2 separate regions of the Homo sapiens genome follow, and region 2 is linked to region 1. Evidence: chromatin loops called from intact Hi-C (ENCODE). Cell type or tissue: mammary epithelial cell. All regions are shown on one strand. Each heading gives the region's core, and the rest is flanking DNA. Links, peaks and the distances in the headings are about the cores only.

Evidence for each region. Hi-C counts contacts between places; a loop is a spot of excess contacts. Peaks named below come from ENCODE experiments on the same cell type or tissue, not always from the same donor. Only the 100,000 strongest peaks of a DNase experiment are listed, where the experiment ranks them.
Region 2: it touches region 1 in a loop (10-fold over the local background); 3 of 110 quality-filtered maps call a loop at or near these places.

What each region holds. Positions count from the first base shown.
Region 1 is chr7:116,313,527-116,322,038 of GRCh38, reverse strand. LOC105375463 (a long non-coding RNA gene) reads right to left here. Exons shown (of 7, transcript XR_001745336.2): 4 at 5,529-5,607; 5 at 2,280-2,398. Among named protein-coding and RNA genes, the nearest start is that of TES, 110 kb to the right of the region's middle. RefSeq lists enhancers at 4,571-4,720, 4,821-4,900. In mammary epithelial cell, for the core only: no CTCF peak of the experiment used is centred there; DNase peaks (open chromatin) are centred at 4,568, 5,028 and 6,528; H3K27ac peaks cover 3,660 bases.
Region 2 is chr7:116,396,318-116,404,829 of GRCh38, reverse strand. No RefSeq gene overlaps it. Among named protein-coding and RNA genes, the nearest start is that of CAV2-DT, 99 kb to the left of the region's middle. In mammary epithelial cell, for the core only: no CTCF peak of the experiment used is centred there; a DNase peak (open chromatin) is centred at 4,809; H3K27ac peaks cover 1,641 bases.

The sequences.
Region 1 (8,512 bases), core at 177-8,176:
GGATCAGAATATGGCCAATTTTATAATATGTTTTCTGTATGTTTCAAAAGTTTTTGTAATTTACATGGGTGGATATAGTGTTCTATATATGTCCGCTTATTCATTGAATCATGTTTTAAAAATCATCAGTATCATGTTAATTTTATTTTGTCAGCTGTTTCTTTAGCTATGAGAGGAATATACTAACATCCTCACTATTATTTGCATTTATTTTTCCTGTCTTTCAATTTTTGGTTTACATATTTAAGGCTATGTTGATAGGTACATACAGGTTTAGAACTGTTATATCTTCTTGAGTTATTAAATGTTTTAGCATCGTGTAGTGATCAGTTTAATCTCCTAATGCTTTAGTTAGTAAATCTATTTAGAGTGATGCTAATAGTTTACTACCTGCCAAGTACTTAGATTTTGATTCATGTATATGATTTATTGAATCATTTTACTTCCAAATGTTCTGAATATTTAGATTTCAAACTTGTCTCTTATAAACTGCTTTGGACTTTTTGTCTTTTGTTCTTTGCACCACATGAAGCTAAAATATTGTAGATCAAATTCATCCTAATTAGCAAATGCCATAAAAATGAAAGTTGGCTGCAGAATTCCACTTACCTTCTGGATTTCTGCTAAAAATGCTTTATGACCCTGTCAGTTCAATAATTATTTTTAAGAATATATATTTACTCAGGATTATTAGCTTGTTTCAGCAAGAGGGTTGATCTAGATAACTTTCCATATTACAACAAATTAAAATGCTAAAATTTTAATACATTAAATTTTATGATTTAGTTTTAAGATGTGGTAATTCATGTATGTTAAATAATTTTCTTATTATGGATGACATTTTAATTTTTCTTCATGCTTTATTAAGATACACTTTACATAAATAAATTTACCTGTTCTAAGGTATAGTTCTGTTTTGTGTCCCTATAGTTTTGCTTTTTTTCAGAATGTCATACAACTGGAATCAAGTAAAAGTATGCAATCTTTTATTTTATTTTATTTATTTTTGAGGCAGAGTCTTACTCTGTCACCCAGGCTAGAGTGCAGTGGCACGATCTTGGTTCACAGTACCCTCTACCTCCCAGGTTTAAGCGATTCTCCTGCCTCAGCCTCCTGAGTAACTGGGATTACTGGTTCCCGCCAGCAGGCCCAGCTAATTAGCTATTTTTAGTAGAGATGGGGTTTCATCATGTTGGCCAGGCCAGTCTTGAACTCTTGACCTCAAGTGATCCACCTGCCTCAGCCTCCCAAAGTGCTAGGATTACAGGCTTGAGCCACCATGCCCAGCCAGTATGTAGTCTTTTAAATCTGGCTTTTTTTGCTTGGTATAATGCACTTGGCCATGTTGTGTCTATCAGTAGTTCATTCCTTTTTAATCCTGAATAGTATTCCATTGTATGGATGTACCATAATTTGGTTATCCATTCACCTGTTGAAGAACATTTGTGTTGTTCCAGTTTTGGAAGATATATAGAAAAGCTGTATAAACTTTTCTATATCTGCTTTTATGTAAATAAAACTTTCATCTTTGAAGTGGCAATGCTAGATTGTATTGTAGGTAAATACTTAACTCTTTAAGAAGCTGCTAAACTGTTTTTCTAAAGTGACAATACTATTTTGCATTTCCATTAGGAATGTATGAAAGTTTCGCTTTTTCTATGTGATCATCAATATTGTCAGTTCTTTTGATTTTAGTAATTGTAATAGGCATGTAGTAGTATGTCATTAGGGTTTTTCATTTGCTTCATAACTAATGAACTCAAGGGTCTTTTCATGTAATTATTTGTTATATGAATATCTTCTTTGGTGAAGTGTCAACTCATGTATACCTACGTAACAAACCTGCACATTCTGCAAATATATCCCAGAACTTAAAGTAAAATTTTTAAAAAGTGACCAAACGAAAATAAATTTTGTCCTTTTTGTATTACATTGTTGTTTTCTTAGTATTGAGTTTTGAGACATCCTTATATATCTTTGTTATAAGTTCTTTATCAGATAAATGATTTGCAAGCATTTTCTCCCATTCTGTGGCTTATTTTTTCAAAAGGTACAATAATTTAATTTAGATTTCACTTTTAGGTATTGATCCATTTTGAGTTAGTATTTGTATGTAAGGTATGCTTTAAAGATCTCTCTTTCTTTTGTTCCTCCTTCCCTCCCTCCTTCCTTCCTCTCTCTCTTTTTCTCTCTCTGCATATTGTCTTAGTTTACTAGTGTTGCTATGATAGAACACCCAAGACTGGATAATGTGTAAAGAACAGAAATCTATTTCTTACAGTTCTGGAGGCTGGGAAGTCCAAGGTGTCTGCAGATTTAGTTGTCTGGTGAGGGCCGTCCCCTGATTCCAAGATGGTGCGTTGTTGCTGCTTACTCAGGAGAGGCAGAACACTGTGTCCTTATATGGTGGAAGGCAGAGGGCAAGAGGGTCAAATGTTGAGTGAAGCTCCTTTTATGAGGGCCTTAATCCCACTCGTAATGGGAGGAGCTCTCATTACCTAATAACCTCTGAGAAGACCCACCTTTTAATGTCACTGCATTGGCCATTAAGTTTTAACACCTGAATTTTGAAGGGGACATATTCAAACTATAGGACATGTGGATATCAAATTGTTTCAACACCAATTGTTTCTGCACTGAATTGTCATTTCCCATTCAGTTTGATGCTAGCTATAGTATTTTGGTTATTTGTTTTTTAAATGGATGCCTTTATCAAGTTAAGGGAATTCCCATCTATTCCCAGATTACTGAGTGCTGTTCATTCTATCATGAATCTATATAGAATTTTGTCAATTATATTTTCTGCACCTATTGAGATGTTCGTCTGTTTTTTATATGGTGAATTACGTCAATTTATTTCCAAATGTTTGCCCTGCACTCTCATAATAAACCTCATTTATTCATGATGTATTATTCTTTCTATATGTTGTTAAATTTCATTTGCTATAATTTTCTCAAGGTTTTTCGTACCTATGTTTATGTGGGATATTTAATGTTGTGTAGTTATCTTTTCTTGTAACATCTAGATTTTGGGTTAAGGTAAGGCAGCCCTCCCAGATAAAGTGGGAAGTATTTCCTTGTCTTAAATTTTCTGGAAGAGTTTGTGTATAATTGGTTTTATTTATTTACTAAAGGTTTGGTACAATTTAACCATGAAAACTTTGGTGCCTGGAGTTTTGTGTGTGGAGGTTTTTAGCTATAATTTCAATTTCTTAAATAAATGTGGGGCTGTTCTGGTACTCTCTTTTTCCTCTACCTGGGATTTCCTCCATTCATTGCCTACCCCTCCCTCCCACTCAACAAGAGTCACTACTACAAGTCCTTTCAGATCAGCTCATCTCTCACTTTCCCAAAGCTTTCCCTAACATGTACCCCTTTTTCAAGGTTTCCTCCCTTATGCCAACAACACCCTGTGCATGACTACTATTGATTTTATAGCAGCATATAGAGAATATTAAAAATTCTCTATATGAAAATTTTTTCTATTTGTGTGTTTTCTTTCCCAACAGACTATACAATTGAGGACAAGAACTATGTCATTTTTATTATCATGTCCTTGGTATCTATACAAATAAAACATGGATTTACACATATTACACACTGCATCTATTACATAAGCATGCAATGAAGATATAGGTTCATATGTGCATATATATGTATATTTACATTAGATATGTATATACATACTTTAACATACATGTAACTGTATACTTTATGTACTTATATGTATATAAGTAATTCACCTATATACGTATATGTAAAAGTCATATATGATAGTCATATATATGTAAAAGTCTGTTTTTGCCAGTTTTTTAAAACAAAAATCATCAGCATCATAATTTATTGAAGTCGACTGCCCTTTCTTAACCTTATGAGATTTAAAAAATGTTTGGAATTTTTTTTAAGCCCATGAAGTTTACTCTTGTGAGGAAAGCCAGGTTGAGGGCAATGGCATTTCCACATTTTCTGGGGCTTAATTGAAAGAACATAGAGAGAGGGCTGGGTGCAGTGGCTTATACCTCTAATCCCAGCACTTTGGGAGGCCGAGGCTGGCGGATCACCTGAGGTTGGGAGTTCAAGACCAGCCTGACCAACATGAAGAAACCCCATCTCTACTAAAAATACAAAATTAGTCAGGCATGGTGGCGCATGCCTGTAATCTCAGCTACTCAGGAGGCTGAGGCAGGAGAATTGCTTGAACCCGGGAGGCGGAGGTTTTGGTGAGCTGAGATTGCACCATTGCACTCTAGCCTGGGCAATAAGAGTGAAACTCTGTCAAAAAAAAAAAAAAAAACTATATATATATAGAGAAAGGTATGTATCAAGCCTGTTAATGACCACGGGCCATCTGTGTAGTCACACAAAAGTGTCTAGTTTTCTTCCACATTTCTATGTGTCTTCTTTAGCATTTTCCTTTCTAAAAAACAGGCTCTATAACTGGGCACACTTGAACCCCACAATTAGTCATGGATGTGGTGATTCATCAGGCTGGCTTCTAAGTGCAAGCAGCCCTGGCCTTTCTAAGCCTTGACTGTTGGCAACTCTTTTTTCCCCGCTCTGAATCAGACGTGTATTTGTTTGAGTAATCAAGAAAGAACTGTCTGTCTTGTGACCTTAGAGGCTGGTGAAAGGGAGCAACTGAGTGTTTTTGGCACAGGAAGGTTAGTGAACAATGCAAATCTGTAGATCAGAGAGCACGCTGCTTGGCTGCTGACTCTGGGCAGACTTGAATGTCACAGAATGCTCTGATTGCCGGCAGGGTTTTTCACCCTCTGCCGAAAGCCATTTTAATATAAGCAGAATAGATTTCAGGTATTCCAGAAACCATTCTTAAACTTTCACTGTGTTCATGTTGTTAAATTCTATACCTTCTATTAAGACTTGCAGTCTTTCTGAAATGAGCATTTTGAATCTGACTGTGATAAGAGCCAGTGAGAGACAGCTTTACACATGGATGCCACTGGGAAGAAAGCACATCAAGTAACCCTGCTGAGGAATGAATGAATCAGCCTAATGCAAATTAGGTGAGAAACTGGACCGCACAGAGGGGATGTTGAAACCATTTTAGAGATGAGTGAGAGGGATGATAGCCAGTGAGTGAGCCCAAGAACTTTGATGACAATGAAGGCAGAAGAATCTGGTGGACGCAAAGGATTCACTTCTTATAATGAATTCACTCATCCCATTTGCCTGTTAATCAATGGGTGTTTTAAAGATGCCAGTTGGAGGAAGTCCAAGTGTTCAATTTTAAAAATGCCTATTAGATTAATTACAAGAAAGTCTCTCTCTCTCTCTTTCTTTCATCTGTCATTTTTTCTCTTGTTAGGGGTATGCAGGAGGTCTTCTAATAGACCAGAGAGAGATACAAGCCACAATTCGGGAAAATATCCCAGTAGACTCCTCTCTGCCTTATGTTTGGCATTCTTGAAATCTACGCTATCTGTCTTGAAATCTTTGAACAATGTACAATAATCTTATGCTTGCCCAGGGAAACCTGTTCCATTAGATGAGGTGAGTTGGTTACATACCTTCTTTGACTTGTGTTCCCAAGTGATCTTATTCCAAATATGACTTGGGGACACTTGTATGTGCCGTTCTGATATTGTCCTAAAAGGAAATTATTTTGGAAGTAAAGCCACTGATAAAATCAGCTCAGGAAAATGCACTTTGCAAATATGAGAATATAGGCATTATTAAAAGCCATGCTATAAAAATACCAATGGTTATTTTTACTGAGAGTAGTGTTAAATTTATGGGAGGCTATTGTTTTGGACTAAGCTCTTGCACTAGGCCCAGAAGAACAGACCAAACCAGAATGGAATCACTAGTGCTAGGTCCCCAAACTGGACTTTAAAATCAGCCAGTTAGAAAACAAACAAAAAAACCCCCAAAAAAACACAAAACAACAACAACAAAAAACAGATTCACAGCAATCAATTAAAAGGGGCCCAGTCAACCTGAGCTGACATAATAAGAAAGTCCCCTGGCTCTGCTTTATCCTTTTAAAGAAAGTAACTTTGAAACAACCAATCGGCTTTCTGTTCCTGTTTCTGCTTTCTTCAGGCTTTTCTGCCTATAAAGCCCACTGCCTCTCCTCAGCTTACTAGCGTGCTTTTCTGTTTCATAGATGGGATACCGTCTGATTAATGAATCACTAATAGTTTAGATCATTAAACTAAATTTGTTGAAATTTTTATTTTTTGACAGTAGTTACACAAGAACAATAAAATACCCTTAAGAGGAAAGTGAGAATATCTCATCCGAGAAATGTGAGACAGACAGAAAAAGGTTTAAATAATTGTATTCAAAAGCATTATGTAAACGACAAATAACACATGAAAGTCTAATCTGAAAGGAATGGGAATTAATGTTATAAAGGGAGACAAACAAAAATCAGGTTTCTTTCCACATCTCAACATGGAGGATTTTCCTTTACCCTGGCCTCCTATTTCTGTGTGCAGAAACTTGCTTCAACATGTCAGTCCCAGCTCTAGCTGTCCTGATTCACTCCTCCTTAGAGGGAATGAGCTCACCGGGCAGACTCTGCCCGGTGGGGACTGTCTGGGGAAGTCCTGTCATTCCCCGGGTCTGCGTTGGCATCACTGCTCTGACAGTCTCTTTCAGGAGTTACGTGTTGGAGGCCAGTGACGACTGCAGATCTAAAGCCACATTTTAAAATCCACTGTCTGTGAGGCAGTGGTCTGACTCCTCTTCTCTTTTTCAATTGGTTCTGATTTTAGTTAGGAAAGGAAATGGTTGTTTGTAGACCTACTAAAGTTCCAATAGCTGATTATAAAACAAGATTCTATGACATGCAAGAGTATATTGGAGTCAGAAAAATTAAATAGAATTTATTTTCCTGAGAAGAAACAAACTGAAAAAAGAAAAACCAAACCTCTTTATGTTTATTTGTTTGTACCGATATACGACATCAGAAAGGCAGCCGTATAAAAGAGAATCAGGCTGGAGGGAGCTTAAGCCTCCACTAAATGGGGATTGATTGACCAGAGAAGAACTGGAACTATTAAAAGGCCTGAAAGAAGAAAAGAATTATGAATTTTGCTCCTCTCTCCTTCCAAAAAAAAGTAAATGCACATGTTTGAGAGGGAAGCATGGCCATAGATATTGTGATGCCATGGGGAAATCGATTTCAGGCTTTAAATAAGGATCCATCACTGTGAGAGGCCATGAAGCTGTGCCCAAAAAAACTTCCTGGTGAACCAGAGGAGGAAGTGTTCTCTATGGGTAGGAGAGAGCTTCATTTCAGAGAAAAGAAGGAAGGACTAAGAGAGTTAGAGGCCGGAGGGAAAGAAGGGACAAGTAAAGGGAGTGGAAAATGGGTTGACCAAAGACAGGCAGAGCCATTCATACGCAGATCTCAGATGAAGCACTATTTTCATTTGGACTAAGAAAAAAAAATGGTGACTTCTTAACTCTTATAAACTGAGCACTACTCATTGAAAACCCTGGTATCAGTGTGCAAGAACTCGGTAGGGACTTTAGAATGACCATGTCTTTAGCTAAATAACAAGTGACTGAAATTCAGTCCCTTCCACAGCTGCTTTATCTGGCAAACATGTCTTCTCCTCCACTACCAGCCCCCCGGATAAAATACACCTGGCCAACTCCTGCTCATTCAAAACTCCATTGAAATGGCTTCTCCTTCAGAAGGCTTTCCTCATCCCTTTCAATTCCCATTCCCCTCACCAACCTTACTTGTCTCCTCTCAGATTCTGACTGGCTGGCCCAGGGTTTAAGAACTTCAACTCTACAGTCAAAACAATCTCTGCAATTTGCTGTCTGCGTGATCTTGGGCAAGTTATTTAATCTCTCCTTAACCTTAGTTTCTTCATGGATAATAGCTGGCAAATGATAGTATATATTCCATAGGGTTGTTGTGAGCACTAAATAAAATAATGTACATGGAGTGCTTGACACTGTGCCTGGACACTGCCTGACAGTGCCTGGACTCAGTTAAAGGTGGTCATAATTACTGGGCCAGTCTTTCCCCTTCCCTACATGGCATTTACCACATTCCCTTTCCACTGTCTATCTGCCTATCTATCTGAAGATCTGTTTGCATGGGGACATTGAATTGGAAGTTTAATTCCTAGTGCCTGGTACATCATGAGGCTCCATAAATGTTTGTTGCATGAATTCGGAGAGTAAGCCTCCCCATTCTCTACCATAAATGATACTGATGTCTGTGGTTGTATTTTAGAAAGGACACATTAGGCAAGAATCTGCCCAAGTCAAGCGATACCATTTTCTATTCTTTAAAAATATCTGAAAAAGGAGATTCTACAAACTCCTTTAGTAACATTCTACAGTCAACACTTTCTCTAAGTCAAACATATGCCTCCATTTTAAAATGAAAGACTAACTCCTAATTTTTTATATCAGTTGAAAACAAAAACATCTGCTTTAATTCCCTGTATTCTCTCATACATGTAAACATTCATATTGGCTGTTTATCATTCTCTCCTTATTAAAACAAACCTATTTCTTTAAC
Region 2 (8,512 bases), core at 315-8,314, 83 kb before region 1:
ACTCTTGAACTGACTACTTACTGCTTTCTAGTTCTGGAAGAAAATATATGTCCTATTGTTTAAGTAATTTTAGTCTGGAATTTTATTTTTGCAAACTAATTGACATTCACATGATTCTGTGAATAGAACTGATCCATGGCAAAGTCATATAGCATGTAAAGTTTGCATTTGGGTGTGTTCTTTCTGAAGTGCTGTCGTTTATTCATCAGTGTAATTCCACCTATGTACAGAGTGCTTTCCCCACCCAAATCCTGCTTTCCTGGTCTAGTAGTCCTTTGTCTGAGTGCTCATCAATAATATTAATGACACATTCGGATTTGAGGTGTTGAATAACTAGTTTTTGCTAATTCAAACAGGAGTACTTGTCCTTAACACGTTCATTTTAACTCTTGCCTCCTGGGCTCTACTAAAATGTGTAGTCAGGTATTTAAGCCAAACATGGGGCTTATTAGGGTTGTTAGATAAGCCCTAAGGACACTAGAGTTCTTAGATAAACACCAAATGCTGGCTTGTTTTCGGAGTTTGTTTTTAATTTACCCAAGGTGTGTGCATGATAATTCTCTCTGCAGAAGACTCTTGAAGACATCACATAGCATATACCAAAGTGGACAATCTAAAAAATAATCCAGTTCTCTGACTGCAAGATGAGTATGGCCTTCATTAGATGCAGATGTAGCATGTATGTCAGCCACCTAGAGCCCACTTGGACTCTGTCCTGGAGGACAAGCCATTTCTAGGGAGCATTTTAAAATTATTGCCTTCCAATTTTATTACTTCAAAATTTATTATGTTTTACTGTGTTCTCTTTTTGGAAGGAGCAGTTACCATCAAAAGAATATAGATGGCAACGGATGAATATATATTTGATAATTGTGCTTTTACCTTTAGTATTGGGAATTTATCAGTCTATTTTTGATATTTGAAATACAGATGAAAAGAAACTGTATACACAAGATAAAACAGCTTTTTCCTTGAAACAATGACATATTGGCTTTTCCTTTCTGGTAAATTTAGCTTTCCAAGGTGCTATTTTAGTTTGCTCCCCAATTAATAATCAAAAATAACAAATAAAGCTCATGATTACATATAGTACCAAACCAGGCACTTGAAAGAAAATAGAGCCTCCTACTAATGCAATCAAGTAAGTCTGGAAATCCATTTCCACTTGTATTCTTTTTGAGAGTTGCTCATAGTTGGTCACTTTCCCTGATTTGAGCCCTTTGCAGTATTTAGTTGTGAATCTGCCTCTTCAAGACCTTGTTCTTGGCTGTTGGCCTTTCATTTAATAGCAGTGCAGCAGCTCTTTGTGGCTGGCCCCAGATTCAGGCAATCTTAAATCATATTTGCTATTGTTTCCTGTTGCGGGAATTTGCTCTTCATGGATTGTATTTCACTAATAAGAGTATGATGACAGCAAAGGCTTTGTGGGGTAATAGGAGCCAGAAATGTCACAAGCACCTCATGAAACAGAGTTAGGGGTGTGACACACTTCACATACATCTATTTATAGGAAAAGAGATCATTTGCAAATTGAAAATGACTGGTGTTTGCCTGTGCACTATTATTCCTCTAGCCGTGCCTAGATGCCTGGCACACAGTCTATAAAATATCCAAAAAATCAATGCTAAACTTCAGTCAGAAAAACTCAGGTTCAAGTCTTTTCTGCATTTGGGATGATGTTGGGATTGATAAGAAAAGGCAGGCTGAGGGACTGAGAAATCACTTTTGAGGTGAATGGAAGAGTTTTATTCAATAAAGAATTGTCTTTTATAGTTTTTCTCTGCGTCTTTGGAGAAATAACCCATATACAGTGAGAACCTATGAAGGAGAACTCGTAAACTGATGCACAAAGAAGTTGCTTCATGTTAGCAACTATTTTTACCTTTCGGAAATTAGGCTTCTAACTCTGGAGCATAAAATTGTATTTTTTCACCATAATAATAAAAAAAGGACTGAGGTTATTCTCTCACTTCACCAAAGTGAATCTGTGTGGCACACAGAGTCTGGCCCTGGCCTGAACAAGCCACTGTTGTTTGGAACTTAGTCTTACTATAAAACTGTCAGTTTGCAAGGATGAAAGCCATTTATGTATGGCTAAGAAAGCATTTAATGTCCCATATCTGGTCTTGCCATGTGAACATAGGAACAAATTGGAAGAAAGGAACAAGTTCCTGGCTATTCTTTGCGTGGGGAGGAGCAGGTTTCATGAAAGCCAAAGCATAAAGTCTTGCTTCACATAATTTCATCTGTAGACGTATTCCTTATACCTTTATAAAGATTGAAAATTTTGACCTCGATAATTATTAATAGATTTAGACAACATGCTAAACTAAAGGCATTTTTAGGCTAAACACAGGAGGCAAATATGAAGTAATAAACCTTGGATAAAATGAAAGTTTTTAAGCCAACAGTAACAAAAATGAGGTTGCCAGTGAGTGCTAGATGGCTAGATGTATAAAAACGCAAACAAAATAACAAGAAATAGGGAAATGGAAGTTTGCTTTCAAACCAAGCAGAGTGCACACAGGATTTTGAAATGTCTCCTCAGAAACTATATTGAGTAGCCAAATGGTACAGGTTTGTACCATGAGAGGAGCTCTGTCCTCTTCAATGTAGACACCTTTGTTCACATCTTCCCAAATGTGAGGTGAACCTTGAAGATGGCCGGCAAAAGTTTACTGAAAGAATGGTTGCATTGGAAAATTGTTGCTCCATTCTTTAATAAGAAAAAAAGAGCTGGTTATGGCACTAAACCAATGATCCTTTTTGTTTGTTTGTTTTTTCTTATCTATGAGAAGCCATCAGCTCTTTTTAGAGAAGCAGTCTACAGTATTATTATCTTTAATCAAGTGTTTTGATCTGCTATTGAGAGGACTGTCCATGAGGTTTTTGTGAAAATTGTATTATGTAGGAGAGATCAACATTTGTGGCAACTTGGAGAACTTCCTCCTATTCTTTAGGGCTGATCTCACAGCAAACTATAGAACCATCAGTCATTTTGAAGGAATTAAAGCCATTTGAAAGCAATACAATGTGAATTTGGGGAACACAGTGTATTTAGCAACATTGGGAATTTTATAGCTCCAGGAAAAAAAAAATAGGAAAATATAACTAGAGAGTTTCATCTTGTTTACCATAAAGGAAAAAATGTTTCTGCTTGTAATTATTTATTTCCTTCACAGCATATGGCTTTGGGCAATCAAAGAGATTATTTGTAACAACGTCTATGGCTTACTAGTTTATTTCATTAAAGCGTCATGTTAATGAGCCCAAGTTTCAGATTCATCTCTAAGTGAGCCAATAAATTTACTCTTGGAACCAAAAACTCTATCCCATTCAGCCAATCTTGTAACAATGTTCCTTCAGACTAGTTGAGTATGGGTGGATGGATCAGTGCAAATTCATTCTCATGACTCCTTGGAAAATTCACTGATATCCAAGGATATGTCAAGAGTGGTTCCTTCATAAAGGAAGGACAGCCTTCTTGGAACAAATGTTGCAAAGCCCTTTAGTTGAGCACATGGACTCTTTAGACAAGCTATCTGAGTTTATAGCCTGTCTCCAGTCCAGTCATGTGACTCTTGGCCAATCACTTAACCCTTCTGCCTCGACTTTGCCATTGAAACTGGCATTGCAAAGTTGTCACTGAGACAGTGAAAGAGATCTGACCTAACTAATTCCATCTTGCTCTTAACCTCCAAGCTGTCTTTATTCATTCCTGGGCATAGGCTGAACTAACTTTGGGAGGAACTTAGTTTATAGTTTATAATTTTAAAAAAAGATGATAATGGGCTTTTCCCAAGGCAAATCCCCTTCTGGCCTGGGGACTAGACTGTCTATGTAGGACTAACAAATTAGCCACAAGATTAGAAATCATGGTTTAGGAATCACGCAGCTGGAGGCTACAAGATTCTCACCCTCACTAAACTGTTTCTAAGATCAGTGCTTGAGATATTTGGCAGAACTTGCACTTGATGGATCAGCTGGCACCACCCAGATTGATAGATTGGCTCATCTGATCTTGTGGCCCCCACCCAGGAACTGACTCAACACAAGAAGACAGCTTCCACTCCCTGTGATTTCATTTCTGACCTGACCAATCAACACTCCAGGTCACTGGCGTCCCCCCACCCACCAAGTTGTCCCTAAAAGCTCTCATGTTGGAATGCTCAGGAGACTGATTTGAGTAATAATAAAACTCTGGTCTCACGCACAGCTGGCTCTGCATGAATTACTCTTTCTCTATCAGAATTCCCCTGCATTGATAAATCAGCTCTGTCTAGGCAGCGGGAAAGGTGAACCCATTGAGCGGTTACACCATCTGAAAAGTAGGTCGGATAATAGAATGTAATTCACAGAGTAGTTGCGTGAGTTAACTAAGAAAACATATTTAAAGTTCTTAGTGTAGTGTCTGGCTCTTTAATTACTACTCAATGTTACTACAGAACGTCTCTTGTTTTAGAAAGCAACTTCTCAACCATCATGAAGGTTGTAGAACTCAGAGAATTTTACACAATTTTCTTGTGACCCTGTTTGCTTGGGTTCAACACCAAGGGTGATTATTATGTATTCAACATGGACAGTGTTCTCTGGCAGACCTAGAAATCCATTCTTTATGGAATATACTAAGTTGGATATGACCTGCCACCAGCTAATTGCAATTTAAATGAATGCAAATGGAAGCCCAGACTTATATCCCACAGCTGGATGAGTCAGGGATTCCAACACAGCAAACTGCCTGTTTATGGAATAAATCATTGAAAGCTCTCTCTGTGTGGCATTTTTCTGTTTTACCTGAAATCTCTTACTGAAGCCAAGTAGTGCTTTGAGAGAGAGGGTATGTATGTGAGGAATTTAACCATGAAAAATCTTATCTGAATCTTTTTCACAAGTATCCTGTGCCTTGACAACCTCAGGAATTTTATTGGCAGGTTGTCACAAGCCTTCTGTTGCAGAGAGTGGAATGCACTACTGGATGAGGTAAACAGATGGTGTGGATCAGAGATTTTCCACTTTCCACTGAGAAATTTGAAAAGTTGGTGGGGGGATTAGAATCACCATTGAAGGAGGGTAAACTTCCAGATTCCTTGTCAGTTAAAACTATTACCTGAAGCAAAAGTTGCTCTCCAAATGCTCAATTATGTTTTATTTAAATATTCAAATAGTTCTGCTCAGAATAAAAGTGCAAAATTGTATGGGATATAGAACAGGTGCAATTTTGTGATGCAGATTGTAGCATCCTCCTTAGACTACTCATTTTTTTGTCATTAGATCTATTTCTAAATAGTTTGTCTCTGAGATATCATCATGTGTGAAAAATACAGAACTGAGATGTGGTATATTTAATTATACTTGCAAACCTCTCTGAATAGCACTATTAAAATAAAAATGCTTGAAGCCCCAATACAGCTTTTGTCAAATCACTTGAGTCCCACAAATTAGAAGGCCTTTTCTTTTTTCATTCTGTATCATAGAAAAGGTCCATTTAGGGAAAAAGAAAAGTATACAATTACACTTATTATTTTATTTAAAGTTCATTTGCTAGAAGTCCAGCATCACTATTCTTCAGAATAGTATCTTTCAGGGAACTTCTCTTTTGGCAAGTGGATGGCCATTGCTCAGGGCTAGGTTCAATGCTTTTCAAGATGAATACTTGATCAAGTGGGGACTGATAAGGGTTGTAAAGTGTAGTAGGCAAAATAATGGCCCTTTAAAGATACCCATGTCTGAATTCCTGGAATCAGCTAGTATGTTACCTTCACAGCAAAAGGAACTTTGCTGGTGTGATTTAGTTAAAGATTTTGAGATGGGGCAATTGCCCTGTGAATTAGGGTTCTCTAAGAAGTGGAACAAACTGTGTGTGTGTGTGTGTGTGTGTGTGTGTGTGTATACATAGAAAGATACAGAGGACAGAGAGAGAGAGAGAGATTTATTTTAAGAAACTGGCTCAGTTGGTTGTGGAGGCTTGATAAATCCAAAATCTGATGGGGCAGGCCAGTGGGCTGGAGACTTACGGAAGTGTTGCCATTCAAATCCAAAAGCATTCCCCTGGCAAAATTCCTTCTTCCTTGGGAGAGGTCAGCCTTTGTTCTATTATGAGGTTCAACTAATTGGATGGGGCTTATCCACATTACGGAGGCCACTCTGCCTTATTCAAAGTCCACCAATTTAATTGCTAGTCTCTTTCAAGACACAACTTCACAGAAACAGACAGAATAATGTTTGATTAAATATCTGGGCACTGTGGCCCAGTCGATTTGATGGATAAAAGTGACTATCCTGGATTATTCAGACAAATCCAGTGTAATCACAGTGGTCCTTAATAAATAAAAGAGGGAGGTGGGGGTGACAGAGTCAGTCGGGGAAGGAAAGGTGATGACCTATAGAAGCAGAGGTTGTACTGATGAATTTTTGAAGAGAGAAGGGGGCTACAAGCCAAGGAATGTGGGCAGCCTCTATAGGCCATGAAAGGCAAGAAGAGGATTTCCCTTAGAACCTCCAAAAGGTACACAACCCAGCTGGCATCTTAAATTTAGCGCTATAAGACCAATTCTGGACATCTGTATTAGTCTGTTCTCATATTGCTATAAATAAATACTTGAGACTGGGTAATTTACAAAGAAAGAGGTTTATTTGGCTCATGGTTCTGCAGGCTGAACAGGAAGTGTGGTACTGGCATCTGCTCATCTTCAGGGGAAGCCTCAGGAAACTTACAATCATGGTGGAAGGCAAAGTGGGGGGCAGCACATCACTTGGCAGGAATAGGAGCCAGTGAGAGACAGAGAGAGAAGGGAGGTGCTACACGCCTTTACACAACCAGATCTCCTGTGAACTTATGAGAACAGCACCAAGGAGATGGTGCTAAATCATTCATGAGAAAACCACTCCCATGATCCAGTCACCTCCCAGCAGGCCCCGTCTCCAACACTGGGGATTAGAATTCCACCTGAGATTTGGCCAGGGACGCAGATCCAAACCATATCAACATCTGACCTCTAGAACTGTAAGATCATAAATCTGTGTTGTTTTAAGCTGCTAAATTTGTGGTAATTTGCTATAACAGCAATAGGAATCTAATACATATAGAAACCAGTTCACAAACTACACTACTGAGAGTTCAGAGTTTTAGAACTCACTTGTTCTGGTGACTATAGAAGCATCCTGCATCTGCTGCCACTCCAATGGATATCAATGTTCCCAGACAGCTGGGTCTATTCCCTCATCTCCAAGTGCATCTTCCAAGCCTTCCTGCCTCTCTGCACGAATGCTTTTACTGTTCCCTTCTTGTGAAATGACCTCTTGTTATTCTGTTCAGATTCCTTTCCAGCCAGCAGGTTCACTTGTTTCTATAGGTGCACGATTGTCTCTTTGTTCTGTATTACAGTCACTTGGCTGAGAGAAGTCACCTATCTTGGATTAGTTGTAGAAAACTACATACTCTCTTGTGAGCAAATATTTTCCATGTAAGTGAGTCCCAAATCTAAGTATGGCCAAGAGTTGAGACGAGAAAGTTCAATTTCAACTCAATAAACACTTGGTGAATAGCAGCTATCTTCATGGCAGGGAGATTATTGAAAGAAGAATGAGGCTTGCTCCCACGGAGCTCACATCCTTGTGGGTATGACAGATGAGGACATAATACAAGGCAGTATGACAAGGGCTACAAATGACATAAGAACAGAGCTTTGGCATCAGAGGGATCTAATTATTGATATCACATATATACCTATATATGTTAATTTTATGTTATTCTTTATTTCCTCATATTGATGAAAAACTATTTTTATCTGAAACAGTGTGAAAATTAATATCTACTTCACAAATTGCTGTGAGGATTAAATGAAAAAACTAAAAGGTGGATATCCTGATTAGGTCAACAAAATATGCTGAGTTCCTAGTATGCGTTGGGCACTATTCAAAGTTCTGGGAATAGGCTGGGTGTGGTGGCTCACACCTGTAATCCCAGCACTTTGGGAGGCTGAGGTGGGCAGATCACCTGAGGTCAGGAGATCGAGACCAGCCTGGCCAATATGGGGAAACCCCATCTCTACTAAAAATACACACACAAAAAAAATTAGCTGGGTGTGGTGGTGGGCACCTATAATCCAAGCTACTTGGGAAACTGAGGTGGAAGAATCGCTTGAAACTGGGAGGCAGAAGTTGCAGTGAACTGAGATCTCACCACTGTACCCCAGCCCGGGTGCCTCAGAGTGAGACTTGGTCTCAAAACAACAACAACAACAACAACAACAACAACAACAACAACAAAACAAAGTTCTGGGAATACATTTATGAATGAAACAAAGTCACAGTGTTTCTGCATCTTATAGCAGGAAGAGACACACAATATGCAAATAAATGAATAAATATAAATCAATGAAAAATGCTATAAAGTAAAAAAAAAAAAGCAAGGTATAGGGTCATAGAATGACTGGGGGATTGAGGAGAGAGGCAGAGAACAAGTTCCAACATCAGTGCAAAATTCTTGACACCAAGGGCTTACTATAGAGAT